Regions from separate parts of the Homo sapiens genome. Here region 1 is linked to region 2. Evidence: read pairs that join two places in POLR2A ChIA-PET (ENCODE). Cell type or tissue: PC-9. All regions are shown on one strand.

Evidence for each region. ChIA-PET counts read pairs that join two places held together with the same protein. Peaks named below come from ENCODE experiments on the same cell type or tissue, not always from the same donor. Only the 100,000 strongest peaks of a DNase experiment are listed, where the experiment ranks them.
Region 1: POLR2A ChIA-PET joins it to region 2 with 10 read pairs; 19 of 35 experiments call an interaction of 5 or more read pairs at or near these places.

What each region holds. Positions count from the first base shown.
Region 1 is chr1:36,140,094-36,148,093 of GRCh38, reverse strand. TRAPPC3 (trafficking protein particle complex subunit 3) reads left to right here. Exons shown (of 5, transcript NM_014408.5): 2 at 7,928-8,000. Among named protein-coding and RNA genes, the nearest start is that of TRAPPC3, 5.4 kb to the left of the region's middle. In PC-9, no CTCF peak of the experiment used is centred here; no DNase peak of the experiment used is centred here; H3K4me3 peaks cover 370 bases; H3K27ac peaks cover 615 bases.
Region 2 is chr1:36,295,592-36,303,591 of GRCh38, reverse strand. It overlaps THRAP3 (thyroid hormone receptor associated protein 3), which reads right to left. Exons shown (of 12, transcript NM_005119.4): 9 at 6,822-7,009; 10 at 2,508-2,706; 11 at 1,896-2,039. Among named protein-coding and RNA genes, the nearest start is that of SH3D21, 6.8 kb to the left of the region's middle. In PC-9, CTCF peaks have their summits at 3,350 and 3,552 (motif pointing right); DNase peaks (open chromatin) are centred at 2,871, 3,411 and 6,311; H3K27ac peaks cover 5,273 bases.

The DNA of each region.
Region 1 (8,000 bases), 160 kb after region 2:
ATCTTCAATTTCTTTATCTATAAAATGGGGATAGTAATGTCTACCTAATATTAAATGGGATGGTGTAAAATGTGAGGGGCATGGTAAATGTTTCTTTCTCCTTTTCCTATGAGATGAGTAGAGGTCTTCCTGGTTAGTTTTTGTACTTTGCTCTCATTTTATCCATTTTTTAAGCCTGAAATCAATATTGAAATCTTTAACAAAAATCTGCAGACTCTACCCCCAGCCCCCAGTATTCTTCGTTTCAGTGAAGTAAGGTAATTAGGGAGGGGCAGCAGCATACTCCTGCCCTCAAGGCTCTTGGAACTCCCTTCTTCTAGATAGTCACTTAGCCCACTCCTGCCTTCATTCATAGTTACTCAAATGTCACCTCCTTTGAGAGGCCTTCCCTCCTGATTACCTGCCTAATTCTCTAACCTCTAACTCTATGCTGGTTGTCTTCATAGCACTGTCTATTTAATTTTAAATGATATACCCAGGCTGGAGTGTAGTGGCATGATTGAGGCTCATCCAGCCTGACCTCCCGAGTTCAAGCAGTCCTCCCGCCTCAGCCTCCCAAGTAGCTGGTACTATAGGTGTGCACCACCATGCCTGGCTAATTTTTTTTTTTTTTTGTAGAGCTAGGGGTCTCCCTGTGTTGCCCAGGTTGGTCTCGAGGTCTCGAACTCCTGGGCTCAAGCAGTCCCTCCAACTCTGCTTCACAAATTACTGGGATTGCATCTGTGTTCCATTTAAGCTTGCCAAGACCTAAATTGTTTTGTTTTGTGTTTTGAGACAGAGTCTCGCTCTGTCACCTAGGCTGGAGTGCAGTGGCCCGATCTCAGCTCACTGCAGCCTCCACCTCCCAGGTTCAAAAGATTCTCCTGCCTCAGCCTCCCGAGTAGCTAGGATTACAGGCACCCAACCACTACGGCTGGCTAATTTTTGTATTCCCAGGTTGGTCTCAAACTCCTGACCTCAAGTGATCTCCCCACCTCAGCCTCTCAAAGTGCTGGGATTACAGGTATGAGCCACTGCACCCAGCCTTCATTTTTTGTTTCTTGAAGCACCAAAAGCACAGATTTATTGAAATGAAAGTACACTCCACATAGCAGGAGCAGGCTCAAGCAAACGGCTCAAGAGCCATCTAAATTGTTAGTATGCCCAAGTAACTAGATTTTAGTCTGTGCAAACAGAAACAGCCCTTTTGTCCAATAAACTTTTCTTTAGCCCCAACTATATGCAGAGCTCTGTGCTAGATGCTGTGGGAGATGCAAGGATGAAGTCCTAGTCCCTAACTTTGAGAAGCACATACTCTGTGAGGGAGACAGAAATGTATACCATATATACTGTGTATCTTCTAGCAGTGGAAAAATAAAAAGAAATGTTTGCCATACAGAGGTGTAGTACCGCCTGCACCTGAGTTCTAGTTTCACCACTTACTTGCTGTGTTACCTTGGGCAAGTTTGTTCATTGTTCTAGCATCAGCTTAATCATCTTTTTTTTTTTTTTTTTTTTTTTTAATGAAGTAGGCTGGGTGCGGTGGCTCATGCCTGTAATCCCAGCACTTTGGGAGGCCAAGGCGGGCAGATCACGAGGTCAGGAGATGGAGACCAGGGTGAAACCCCGTCTCTACTAAAAATACAAAAAATTAGCCGGTCGCGGTGGCGGGCGTCTGTAGTCCCAGCTACTCAGGAGGCTGAGGCAGGAGAATGGCCTGAACCCGGGAGGCGGAGCTTGCAGTGAGCTGAGATTGCACCACTGCACTCCAGCCTGGGTGACAGAGTGAGACTCCATCTCAAAAAAAAAAAAAAGAGAGACCATCCTGGCCAACATGGTGAAACCCCATCTCTACTAAAAATACAAAAATTAGCTGGGTGTGGTGGTGCACACCTGTAGTCCCAGCTACTCAGGAGGCTGAGGCAGGAGAATCGCTTGAACCCGGGAGGTGGAGGTTGCAGTGAGCTGAAATGGCACCACGGCACTCCCGCCTGGCGATAGCAACACTCCATCTCAAAATAATAAATAAAATAAAAAGGCCGGGTGCTGTGGCTCACGCCTGTAATCCCAGCACTTTGGGAGGCCAGGGCGGGTGGATCACGAGGTCAGGAGATCGAGACCATCCTGGCTAACACGGTGAAACCCTGTCTCTACTAAAAATACAAAAAAAAAAGTTAGCCGGGCGTGGTGGCGGCCGCCTGTAGTCCCAGCTACTCGGGAGGCTGAGGCAGGAGAATAGCGTGAACCCGAGAGGCGGAGCTTGCAGTGAGCCGAGATCGCGCTACTGCACTCCAGCCTGGGCGACAGTGCGAGACTCTGTCTCAAAACAAAAATAAAAAAATGAAGTAATAATAGTACCTATATTATAGGGTTGTTCTGAGGATTAATTGAGAGAATGCATGTAAAGCTAGCAGTGTAACGGTGCACTTAGAACACAGTTGACACCCAGTAAGTGTCCTCTAGATGTGTTATTAGTAAAGCTAGTAGCCTTCATGTGCCTGTACGGGGGTTGGCTCTGGAATCCCATGGACAATGAGACCTGCCCTTCTCTTGCGTTGGCTTACTGTGACCCAACCCAGTGTCTATTCCCCTGAGCTCAGGTGAGCCATTACTTACGTAGTAGCACTTGGAGTCTCCATGACAAAAGGCTGGAGGGTAAGAGAGTTGGCTGGATTTAGTCTTGCTATTGATCCTCCTCCAGCTGCTAGAGGGGATTCACACTGGATTACCTATTTTGACAAAAATAGTATGAGTCTTGGAGCATTGGCTCTAAAGATCAGCCTCCTGGCCAGGCATGGTGGCTCACACCTGTAATCCCTGCACTTTGGGAGGTGGAGGCGGGTGGATCACAGGGTCGGGAGATGGAGACCATCCTGGCTAACACGGTGAAACCCCGTCTCTACTAAAAGAAAAAAAATACAAAAAATTAGCCGGGTGTGGTGGCGGGCGCCTGTAGTCCCAGCTACTCGGGAGGCCAAGGCAGGAGAATGGCAGGAACCCGGGAGGCAGAGCTTGCAGTGAGCCAAGATTGCGCTACTGCACTTCATCCTGGGCGACAGAGCGAGACTCCGTCTCAAAAAAAAAAGAAAAAAAAGATCAGCCTCCTTAAGGAGATTTGACATTTTGTTTGGGGCACTAACGGGAAGAAAGGCCTCCTGAAAACTGTCAAGTGGTGTCTCACCTGAGTGTAGAGCTGGTTTCATTTACTTTGTTCAGGTTGTGCCTGAAGTACTTGGAGATCATGTTAGCATAGCTGCTATAAATCCTGTGGTTTCTTGTCTGCAAAGCACATTCAAGTCCATTATCTTACTAGATCCTACCAACAACCCTGTGAATGGCATGACAGATTTTACTGTTTTACTGTTACTTTTTTTGAGTTAGAAGATTGAGGCTTAGCCCAGTGAATTGATTTACCTAAGTACTCACAGCTGTTAAGCAGCAAGTCCAGACTCAGAATCAGGCTTTCAGGATCTTGCTGTGTTGTCCAGGCTGGAATGCAGTGGTGTAATCACAATTCACTGCAGCCTTGACTTCTCAGGCTCGAGCCATCCTCTCACCTTAGCCTCCTGAGTAGCTGGGACTACAGGCATGTACCACCATGCCCAGCTAATTTGTTCTATTTTTTATAAAGATGGGGTCTCAATGTGTTTCCTAGGCTAGTCTCAAACTCCTGGGCTCAGGTGACCACTTCCGACCCCTGCCTCCGCCTCCCAAAGTGCTGGGATTATAGGCATGAGCCACCATGCCCAGCCAGAAAGTTGTTTATATTGATTCAAAATCTTCTTTCTTTATGACTTGCCCTCCCTTTTTTTTTTTTTTTTTTTTGGAGACAGGGTTTCGCTCTTGTCTCCCAGCCTGGAGTGCGGTGGCATGATCTTGGCTTACCGCAACCTCCGCCTCCTGGGTTCAAGCAATTCTCCTGCCACAGCCTCCCAAGTAGCTGGGATTACAGGCACCTAGTACCACGCCCAGCTAATTTTTGTATTTTTAGTAGAGACGGGGTTTCACCATGTTGGCCAGGCTCGTCTTGAACTCCTGACCTCAGGTGATCCGCCCGCCTCGGCCTCCCAAAGTGCTGTACTTGCCCTCCTTGAACCTAGTTCAGGGTGTGATCTAGCACCACACCACATGGAACCAGTTTAAGAATAAAAATAAGTATGTATTTCTTGAGTACCTGCTGTGCAGCAGGTGCTCCACAAACATTATCTGATTGGAATTTCATTGGAATTACACAGTAACTCTGAAAGGCAGGTAACATTGTCACCATTTTACAGATGGGAAAAACTAATGTTCAGGAAGATTAAGCAGTGGCTTAGGATAACAAAGCTTTTTACAGGATAATGCTCAACTATAAGTAGGCTGTTGAGTCTCAGTTACTTAACCTGTCATCTGTAAAATGGGGATGAATAATATTTGTTCTGCTAACCTCTCGTGGTTGTTATGAGAAACTGTTACAAAAATAGATGTGTTGCAGAAGCGATTCATGTTTCTGGTGGTAGCGGAGATGTGGTGCTTATGTTCAGTGAAGAGATTGGGCTGGTTGACCTTTATGACCTTTATGATCCCATGAGAACTTTTGTTTTAAAAGTCACAAGGGCTGAAAACCCAGGTCTTCAGACTCTGCAACCTCCCGTCACTTATCTGATTTCCTTTTCTGTTCTCTCTTGCTTACTCCTCTCTAAGGCCAAGAGTCTCCCGCTGTTTCTCAAACACACCAGGCATACTTGTACCTCAGGATCTTTAGAATTAGTGCCTAGAATTTTTTCTAGACCAGCTATCTATCCAGATATCTTCATGGCTTACCAAATATCACCTTAGTGAGGCCTTCCCTGATTATTCGATTAAAATTAACCACCCCCCCAACACACACACGTAAATGCCCCCAATCTGTTTTTGTGCTTTATTTTTCTCCATAGCACCTATCACCATCTGGCAAATCATGTATTTCATTTGGCTGTATTGTCTCTCCCCCTCCTGTTAGATAGCCTGGCACACAGTAAATGTTGAATCAGTGATTTGTTTTCATTATACTATAGCCCATTCCTATTTTATTTGTTTATATTTATATTTATTTGTATTTTTTGAGACAGAGTCTCACTCTTCTACCTAGGCGGGAGTACAGTGGTACAATTACAGTTCACTGCAGGCTTGACATCCCAGGCTCAAGCCATCCTCCCGCCTCAGCCTCCCAAGTAGCTGGGACTATAGGCATCCACCACCATGCCTGGCTGATTTTTAAAATTTTTTTGTAAAGTTGGGGGTCTCAGTGTTTGCCCAGGCTGGTCTCAAATTCCTGGGCTCGAGTGATCCTTCTGCCTCAGCCTCCCAAAGTGCCGGGATTACCAGTATGAGCCACTGCACCTGGCCATCCCTTCTATTTTTAAAGCATAAAGGCCTTTAAGTTATACATTTATGTCACTCACAGTTCCACAGAGGCTTGGTTCGTAATTGAAGATGAAGATAGACTTGCAAATCAAGAGAGGGTATGGAGAGCCTAACTCAGGGATCCCATTCCGAGATCCCAGGTATATGGATTCCATGACCACCAACAGATCTGTCCAGGACCTTGATTGTTCTTATTGGTAAATAGGAGGTAGCTGCATGTATAAGGTGCTTGATAACATCATGATTTGCTTGTTACTTGGCATCATGGTGGCCTGAGGCTCTTGGAGTCTCCATCCAAGGGCTCATTAATAATGGAATGAAAGCTCTCCTGATTTAATGCAGTGGTGCCAATTCTCTGGACTGGTAACTGCTGGATTGTTTCCATCCATTCATGCTCAAACCATTCTAGTGCCAAGCCCTTGACTTTACTAAAAAAATCGTTCCCCTCCTTAACAGCTTCCCCTTAATTGCCATATTTGGTAAATAGTCTCTTGGAGACACTGATCTGACTGTTTATTTGAGTTCAAAGGGCCTCCTGATCCTGAAACTGACTTTCTTTGACTCTAGTGCAGCTAAGTTTTTTGGGTATTTTTTTTCTTCTGTTTTTGTTTTTATTGAGGAGGGCTTATTAATACTACAGTTGTGGGGAAGAGTGGATAGGTTGACCATTGGCTTGGAAACCTTTGATTTTTTTTCTCCCCAAATTACTTTTGTCAATAATTAGCTGTTTGTCCTTGGGCACGTTCTTTTTTTTTTTTTTTTTTTTTTTTTGGAGACGGAATCTTGCTCTGTTGCCCAGGCTGGAGTGCAGTGGCGTGATCTTGGCTCACTGCAACCTCCTCCTCCCGGGTTCTAGCGATTCTCCTGCCTTAGCCTCCTGAGTAGCTGGGATTACAGGCACGCGCCACCACACCCAGCTAATTTTTGTATTTTTAGTAGAGACGGGGTTTCACCGTGTTAGCCAGGATGGTCTCAATCTCTTGACCTTGTGATCCGCCCGCCTCGGACTTCCAAAGTGCTGGGATTACAGGCGTGAGCCACCGCGCCCAGCCTCCTTGGGCACATTCTTTAACCATTCTGGGTCTCAGTTTCCTCATCTCTAAAGTGGGGTTAATTCCTGCCTTTCCTGGATTACTGTGTTATCATGGGATAGATAATGAGATACAAGTAGAACGCAGTATTTAAGCAAAAGGCATTCAAATTATTATTCTTGTAGTGCCCCCATCATCAGGCCATGGGGATGGCGTGAGGAGCATTGGGTCCTCAGAGCCTGGGCTTTTACATTTCTTAGACTTTCTTCCCCAGAAAACTTGAAGAGAGGAAGGTTCTTTGCTTCAAATCTGACAAATCTCCATTCAGAAGGAAGAGTGTGGGTGGTTATCCTGATTTTTCAGCCTTATTTCTGAGTTAATTCATTGGTCCAGATGTGCTGTTAATATGTTTCTCACTTTAACCCTGATAATGCCTTTCCCCCTGCCTGCTGCTTTCATTCTTCAGTCTTGGTATTTGTCACTCATTTCACCTTTTACATCAATTTCTTGGTAGATAAGTGACAGAATTCTTCTTTTTTTTTTGACAGAGTCTTGCTCTGTCGCCCAGGCTGGAGTGCAGTGGCACGATCTCGGCTCACTGCAAGCTCCGCCTCCCGGGTTCATGCCATTCTCCTGCCTCAGCCTCCTGAGTAGCTGGGACTACAGGCACCCGCCACCATGCCCAGCAAATTTTTTGTATTTTTAGTAGAGACAGGGTTTTGCCATGTTGGCCAGGTTGGTCTCAAACCCCTGACCTCAGGTGATCCACCCGCCTTGCCCTCCCAAAGTGCTGGGATTACAGGCATGAGTCACTGCTCCTGGCCCCAGAATTCTTTATGTGAGAAGGAGTTTCTGTGATTTTAACTGCTATTGTAATAGAAACCAGTTGATTCTGAAGAGTCACCTCTTTTCCTGGAAATATTTTGGCTGTGAGTTAAGAGGAACATTATTTTCTCCCATGCTGGTGACTTTGGAAAGGGGTTGTCATCAGTGCAATGAACTTGGTCTGGGACTTCCTTCCTTCCCCATGGACTGGGCCCCTGGGTCCTCTGTTGCTTCTGGGAGGGGCCTTGGGAGTACAGTTTACTCTAGGCCAGGACATTCTAAGACATGTGGAAACCATTGGTCACACCTGCCAGCAACAGAGATTAGTTTGTAAATGTCTGTTTCAGGTGTTTCACAGCATCTAGTGAATGACCGTTGCTCCCATACCAGATTCTGGTGACCTGATCTTAGGCTTGACAGCTGTGGTGGAGACTTGGGTTGGCAGAAGCCTACCTTGGTGTGTTGGAAGAGTGATTGCTTAGTGCATGAGGTGCCTTTTACAGCCCATTTTGCAGTAGTTCTGGCTGCAGCCCTGCTGCTTTGACCTTGCAGGCCAAATTTCCTGGCTCCTCCAAAGGGGATGATGTTCTTTCCCTCCAGACACAGTTAGAGGGAATCCTGACAGTTGCATCAAGGCTGGTCCAGACTCTCACCACGCTTTCTCTTTTGTGCTGCTTGGTCCTGACTGCCTTTTGAATCTCTTTTAGAGCTCTGAGCTCTTCACCCTGACCTATGGTGCCCTGGTCACCCAGCTATGTAAGGACTATGAAAATGATGAAG
Region 2 (8,000 bases):
GAATTTTAAGGTAACAGCTTGGGCATTGTAACGATGATTGACAATGATGATGATTCACTGAGCAAGAACCCTTAATAGTTTAAAGAAAATAAAAACGTCACTGAGCACTGAAGTAAGACATTTATGTACTATCTCATTTAATTCTCCTATCTACCCTATCATTATCACCTCCCACTCTGCAAACGTGCTTAAAGCTTAGGAACTTTAAGCAACTCCATATGATTTAGTATATCCTCTCTCAAAGGGTGGGTTTGAGAAAGCCAATCACACCAAAACGTGCAACTCCATGTGAACTGGGTTGTTAGGCAGCTAAGAAAGGAGGCAATGCGGCTGGGTGCAGTGGCTCATGCCTGTAATCCTAGCACTTTGGGAGGCCGAGGCAGGCAGATTGTCTGAGCTCAGAATTTCGAGACCAGCCTGGGCTATACGGTGAAAACCCCGTCTCTACTAAAATACAAAAAAAAAAAAAAAAAAAAAAATTAGCCAGGCATGGGGGTGTGCGCCTGTAGTCCCAGCTACTCAGGAAGCTGACGCAGGAGAACTGCTTGAATCCAGGAGGCAGAGGCTGCAGTGAGCCAAGATCATACCACTGCACTCCAAATGCTCAGAATCCAATGTTGGGGCTGGGGCTTTCCTGATCCTCCACCTCCACACTCTCATTTTGTATCTCCCCTGTTTTATGCAAGGAGGCAGTGTGACGGGGTAGGAAAAACACTTAACCTACATTTCATTTTTTCTTTTTCACTTAGTTCAAGGAAAGGATTAACCTACATTTCAAACAATCCTTGCTCTGACAATCTCATGAGACAGAAGGAGGGATCCAATCAAACAATGAAGGAGAAAGCATTTTGAAAACCAGCAGTCATTACCTTATCAGCCCCATGACTTCAGAGTCTAAACCACCCCCCCACAAAAGCTAGGGTCTTAGGCTGTTGGAGCTCAGCTCAGCAGGTGTCAGCTTCTTCTGACCATGGCTGCTTGTTCACACTAAACGAATCAGGCTGGCAATACTCTCTCAGGTGGCAGATAGGAGCAAGGGAGAGGGCCTTTAATCTTTTCCCTACAGCAGTCCCACTCCAGCACCTAACCCGGGCCCAGCCAACTACAATTCCCTAGAGATAAGTTCAAAGGTCCTCTAGTAGCCTCAAAGCAGCTTCCAGCAGCAGCAACCCTAGAAAAGGGATGGTGGCCACGCATAGCCATCCACACACAACCTGTTTCCTAGCTGTCCAACTGACAATACAGATCCATTCCAGCCATTTTGGCAAGTGATGGAGATTCAGCTGCTCCTTTACCTTAGTTATAACACTCACACCAGCTTGGATCTTAGTCTGCTGTTACAGATCAAGGCCAAGAGAGCTCACTCAAGGCCAGGTACTTCAGCCTATAAAAGTATTAATCTGAGGGAGGCCCAGAGTGCACAGGAATGATCAACAGCCTAGATGAGAGAAGCCCCACTGGCATTTCATTTTGGAGAGACATCCCTTTCCTCAAAGAGATCCTGAGCGGTCTTTCTTGTCATTCTTGCATGAAGGAGTGGCAGAGAGGGACAGCGGCATCAGGGAAGGGTTATGGCTGTATCCACAGAAATGAGGGAGGCTGAGGTTGGTGGTGGGTGAGCAGTAAAACAAGTTCATAGACTAAAAAGACAAGACCAATGCTTCTTGCTTATCTTGGAATCCACAAACATCTTCAGTGATAAACCCTTTGAAGACCAGGACTGCCTCTCTAGAGGACACCCATCTAGTTAGCACTATGCAAGTACACATGCCCCAGTGCAATAATCCTGCACGTACATTTAATCGCAGTTTTGGACAAACTAATTAAGGCTTGGTATCAGCTACTCTGTGTGTCAAAGGCCCTCTAACCCTTCCTGGTTATCCCCAGACACATACCAAGTAATACTTCTTGCTTTTGGGTGTGTACTCTGGGTCCCACTCCTCTTCCCGGTTTCTTTTTTGAAAATCGTTGTTGCTGTTGTTGTTATTGTTCCCAGAGTAGTTGCCTCTGCCCCAGCCTCTTCCTCTGGCTCGAAACTGCTATTGCAATAAATGAGGGAAAAAGAACAAAGGATCATGCCAGGAATGGGGAACAAACCCCCCTGCTTTTTGTTCAAACATTTTTCTGGTGTGGAATAGACAGCTGTCTTCCAGTCATATGCTGGTCAGCTGGTTTCCAGCCATTCCCTTTCTGCTCATCTCAAGTCTGCAGCCTACACAGAGGACAAACCTGCCCCAAGGGCCTCCCTATAAACAGCAGTAGTCAAGGTTAAGTGGGGGAAGTTCTGAGACCAGAAGCCATAAGAGGCTTTCTAGCTAAGTGATTATGAACAGAAAAGTAACAAAAAATGGAAAGGCCAGGAAATGTGGGAAGGAGAACCAAAGATTCCAGGGTCTTTGGATTGGATTACTTATGTCAAAGGCAACAAAACTGGTATTCTGATGAAACGTGATCAAAGCTGGTAGGAGCAAGGGTCTCAGAGAAAGGGGGAGAGGGGAAGGTCTTACAAAGGTTCCTCGAGCTCTGCCACCTCCTCTTTCACTTGGACCCACAAAGTCTTTGGTCCCCAGTCTTGATTTGTCAAAGCCCGTGGTGCTCTCCTCTCTTTCCTCTGTCTCTTCAGTGTACTCTTCTGCTTTGTAGGAGTGAGATGACTGGGAGGAAGAGGAGGAGGATCTGGACCTGTCTCTTGCTCTCCGATGCTTCCTGTGAAAAGAGAAGAGCCAGGGTGATCAATCATCTTTCTAAGGGACACTGCTTGGCTGGGGCCTCATGGATAAGCACAGGGCAATCAAAAGTATGCCTGTGATGGAAGAAACTGATGATGAGTAACCTTATAAAGCCAGCTCACCCCCAACCTACCCACCCAAGATACTTCCTCTCAATTCTGTCAGTCATGTTCAGTGACACATCTATGTCTGAGTCTGTGATAAACATATGACATACATAGAAGCAGGAACAAAACACAGTCCATGGCCTCCAGGAGCTCAGTCTAAGATACAGGCATGAATTAATAAGGGAGAAGGAAATTAACACTATATTGAGAGCTCCAAAGTATCTGGTACTGGGCCAGATAAATAGCTTTGTATATTATCATCTGTTAGTGCGTTCTATTACTTTTATTTCTTACAGGAATGCTACCTGTCTTACAGGGTTCTCTAAATAAACACTGTGTTTAAACACTTTACACCAACATAGCTGGCATGCAGTAAAGGACAATACAACTCAGTATTATTTCCCTCATTTTACAGGTAGGAGGCTCAGGTGAGAGAAGCGAGCAGAGTCTGGATTCTAACCTAGCTCTGACTAATTATACCACGACTCCACATATTACCTCCCACTGAGCTCAAACAGGTTGTGTGACTAAGCCTAGGATCTGGCGCAACTCTCCCAGAGTTATTTCCCTTCCCTTTCCTTCATCTAGGGGAAATTACAGACTAGGGCAAATTAGCTTAATACGATGAGTCATTATCTATGTACTAAAGTCAGTACCAGCCCTGCCATGTGATAGTGGAGGTTACTGAATACCTCTAGGGGGCAGCAAGGCCAGGATCCCAGGAGTGGAGGAGTAGCAGAGCCAGCCAAATGTCAGTAACCTATCATTGTCCTTCCCTCCCTCAGTCTTCCATTATGAAAGGCATCATGCTCCCTGCTCCTCACCCACACACACTTATTCATACAAAGGGGAAATCTAAGTTACTGTGATAGGATTCATGTAACTTCAACTCTGACCCCACTAAACATCCGTGCTATTTCAAGAGGTTTTCAAAAATAAGAGTCTCTGGCCGGGCGTAGTGGCTCTCTCCTGTAATCCCAGCACTTTGGGAGGCCAAGGCGGCTGGATCACTTGAGGTCAGGAGTTCGAGACCAGCCTGGCCAACATGGCGAAACCCCATCTCTACTAAAAATACAAAAATTAGCTGGGTGTGGTGGAAAGCATCTGTAATCCCAGCTACCCAGCTACTCAGGAGGCTGAGACAGGAGAATCACTTGAACCCAGGAGGCAGAGGTTGCAGTGAGCCGAGATCATATCATTGCACTCCAGCCTGGGTGACAGAGCGAGACTCTACCTCAAAAACAAAACAAAACAAAAAAAAAAGACTCTCAAAAGGCCTCAAATTTGAGTCTTTGCATTGTCTTTTTTTGTTGTTGTTGAGATGGAGTCTCACTCTGTCGCCAGGCTGGAGTGCAGTCGTGCGATCTCGGCTCACTGCAACCTCCACCTCCTGGGTTTAAACGATTCTCCCGCCTCAGCCTCCTGAGCAGTGGGGATTACAGGCACCCACCACCATGCCCGGCTAATTTTTGTATTTTTAGTAGAGACAGGGTTTCACCATGTTGGCCAGGATGGTCTCAATCTTCTGACCTCATGCTCCACCCACCTCAGCCTCCCAAAGTGCTGGGATTACAGGCGTGAGCCACCGCATCCGGCCAGCATTGTCTCTTATTAGCTGTGTCACCTGGGTAAGTCATTCTTCAGTTATATAAAAAAAGTTCTGGCTGGGCACAGTGGCTCATGCCTGTAATCCCAGCACTTCAGAGGGCCAAGGCAGGCAGATTGCTTGAGCCCAGGAGTTCTAGACCATCCTGGGCAACATGGCAAAACCTCAACTCTACAAGAAATACAAAATTAGCCAGGCATGATGGTGTACACCTGTAGTCCCAGCTGACTGTGAGGCTGAGATGGGTAGATCACTTGAGCCCAGGAGGTCAAAGCCACAGTAGGCCAGTGATTGCATCACTGCGCTCCAGCCTGGGCGACACAGCAAGACCCTGTCTCAAAACGGGCCAGGTGTGGTAGCTCATGCCTGTAATCCCATGCTTTGGGAGGCCAAGGAGGTGGGTGGGAATCACTTGAGGCCAAGAGTTCAAGACCAGCATGGGAAACATAGCAAGCCCTCGTCTCTACAAAAAATTTTTAAAAATTAGCCGGGCATCATGGTGCATACCTGTACTCCTAGCTCAGCCTAGTTGGAAGGCTGAAGCAGGAGGATCACTTGAACCCAGGAGTTCAAGGATGCCGTGAGCTATGATCGTGCCACTGCACTCCAGCCTGGGTGACAGAGCAAGATCGTCCAAAAAAATAAAAAATAAAAATAAATAAATCACAGAATACCGGGGTTTGCAGGGGACTTGTTCAAAGTCACATCGCAAGTCAGAGGTAGGCATGTGTTCCAGGGAGAGGAAATCAGAGTTAGTAATTCAGACTCAACTCTGAAATGCTTGAGGGGTTCATGTTCCACTTCTAAGTGGCGGCCCAGGCACTACTGTACTACCACTTCCATTCCCTGCTGAGGATTCGCAGGTTCTTTATCTATGGGCGGCCCCAAAAGCTGCCAAGGCTCCTAATGCATAAGTAACACATTGGAATGGGAGACAAAGTATAACAAAAGATCCGTGTTTGAGGTCAGCTGATACTTGTGATTTTTTTTTTTTTTTTTTTTTGAGATGAAGTCTCACTCTGTCGCCTAGGCTGGAATGCAGTGCTGAGAACTCGGCTCAGTGCAACCTCCTCCTCCCAGGTTCAAGCGATTCTCCTGCCTTAGCCTCCCGAGTAGCTGGGATTACAGGCGCACGCCACCATGCCCGGCTAATTTTTTTTTTTTTTCAGTAGAGACAGGGTTTCACGATATTGGCCAGGCTGGTCTTGAACTCCTGACCACGTGATCTTCCTGCCTCGGCCTCCCAAAGTGCTGGGATTACAGGCATGAGCCACTACACCCGGCCAATACTTGTGATCGTAAGGCACATTATTCTAAGCTTGGCTTATCTTTCAAATGGGCAAAATGGATATCACACCAACTGTTCAATTTATCTCAAGGGGTTATGAAAAACTGATATAAAAACGCGGCCAGGCATGGTGGCTCATGCCTGTAATCCTAGCACTTTGGGAGGCCGAGGTGGGTGAATCATGAGGTCGGGAGTTCAAGACCAGACTGGCCAACATGGTGAAACTCCATCTCTAAATACAAAAAATTAGCTGGGCGTGGTAGTGGGCACCTGTAATCCCAGCTACTCAGGAGGCTGAGGCAGGAGAATTGCTTGAACCCGCGAGGCGGAGGTTGCAGTGAGCTGAGATTGCGCCACTGCACTCTAGCCTAGGCAACAGAGCAAGACTCCATCTCAAAAAAAAAAAAAAAAAAAAAATGCTTGCCAGCTAAAGTTCAAAATCAGCAGAAGTGTTGCTTCTTACCAGAAGGTATGGGGCTTCAACTGTGCTACTTTTCGTGACACATGATTAAAAAGTCATGGAACATTCAAAAACGTAAACAGAAACATCAGGACATAGGCATGAATGTTGCCACACAAAGTTCAACAATGCCACCTTTGTTTAAGGAGTACCTGGAACACCTCTCTTGGAACTGTCTGTAAAACTAGTTTAAAAGGCACTTAAGATCAACAATCATGTACTATCTAGTTCCACCCTGTTTCTTTGACTAAACAGTGTTATTACTTGACAATGACTTTGGGCCATTTCTAAAATACAACTTCCCCATGAAAATGTGTGATGAAAAAGGTACATCTAAAACTGCAAAAGGAATTCCCAAATGATTCTAATGATTCTCCACACCATCCCTGTGGTCAATTTAACAGATTAACTTCTCTCATGAAGCCTTCTTTGGACAAAGATCACACTATTTTGATGTAGAAATTGTTTTCAAACTAGGGACCCTACCTGACATTTACATGGATTAAAAGAAGAAACAGGTTGCTATAATTACTAACCCTAAACTCCTCTGATTTGAAAGTTCTGGTGTATAGCCCAAAGGGGACAGACAAGAAACTTAAGAGTCTGGAAGGGGTAACAGGGGCTTACGTACTTCTGTTTCTTTGATCCTTTATGAGTTTTCTCTGTTTTTTCAGCTGACCTTTCCCTTGAGTGACTGGAGTCTCGGGAATCCACTGATTCTCTCGATTTACCTCGTTTAAGATCTCTCTCCTTATGTTTTTTACGACGTTCAATATCAAGGCGGAGATCAACAGGATCATCTTTGTATTTTCCCTCAGCCTATCAAAAGATAAGCCAAAATTAAGGTTTCTGGGATTCAGAGCTGTCAACTCAACCATCCCACAAACTGTGGTTTTTACTCCAATGGAGGGGTGCAGAGGAAGCACTGGGAAATGTGAGGCATCTCACCCAAGCTTGGAAGGGATGCAGGATGTCCCACAGAAGTTACTCCATAAGGATCCCTCACAGAACCCACGCCAGTCCTCCAAAACAATGATGCTGGCCTTCTGAAAATGCTATGCATTGATCTCACTTTGTTTCCTTTCTGGCCCAGTAATGACTCTGGCTAGTTTAGAAGTTGAGAAGGCTGGCCAGGTGCAGTGGCTCACGCCTGTAATCCCAGAACTTTGGGAGGCCGAGGCAGGCGGATCACTTGAGCTCAGGAGTTCAAGACCAGCATGGGCAACAACCAAAACCCTGTTCTCTACTAAAAATACAAAAATCAGCCGAGCAAGGTGGCGTGTGCCTGTAATCCCAGCTACTAGGGAGGCTAAAGCAGAAGAATCGCTTAAACCCAGGAGGTGGAGGTTGCAGTGAGCTGAGATCGCACCACTGCACTCCATCCTGGCCAATAGAACAAGACTATCTCTCAAAAAAAAAAAAAAAAAAAAAAAAAAAAAAAAAAAAAGTTGAGAAGGCTAAAATTAGCTCTGGAAAAGTAGGTGGTTGGGCTGGCTCAGGATTAGCCACCACTAAGAGTAGAAAAGCTCACCTTCCCCTACCTATACTGTAGTATCCACCCATGGCTTATCCTCCACTTGGAATTATCTCTGAGTACTGAGTCCAAAGAGAGACAATGGAAGACTTAAGCAGCCTTCAAAACCCTGAGTTATACTGACAAATTTCTCTAGAAAGGGAATATCAAAAACTATGGGGAATTCATAAACTGGTATTATCAGGTGAAAGGAAAGGGAAAGGAAGGGGAAGGGGGAAAGAAACCAAAGAAACAGGGAGAAAGGGAGGAAGGGAGGGAAGAAGGAAGGGAGGGAGG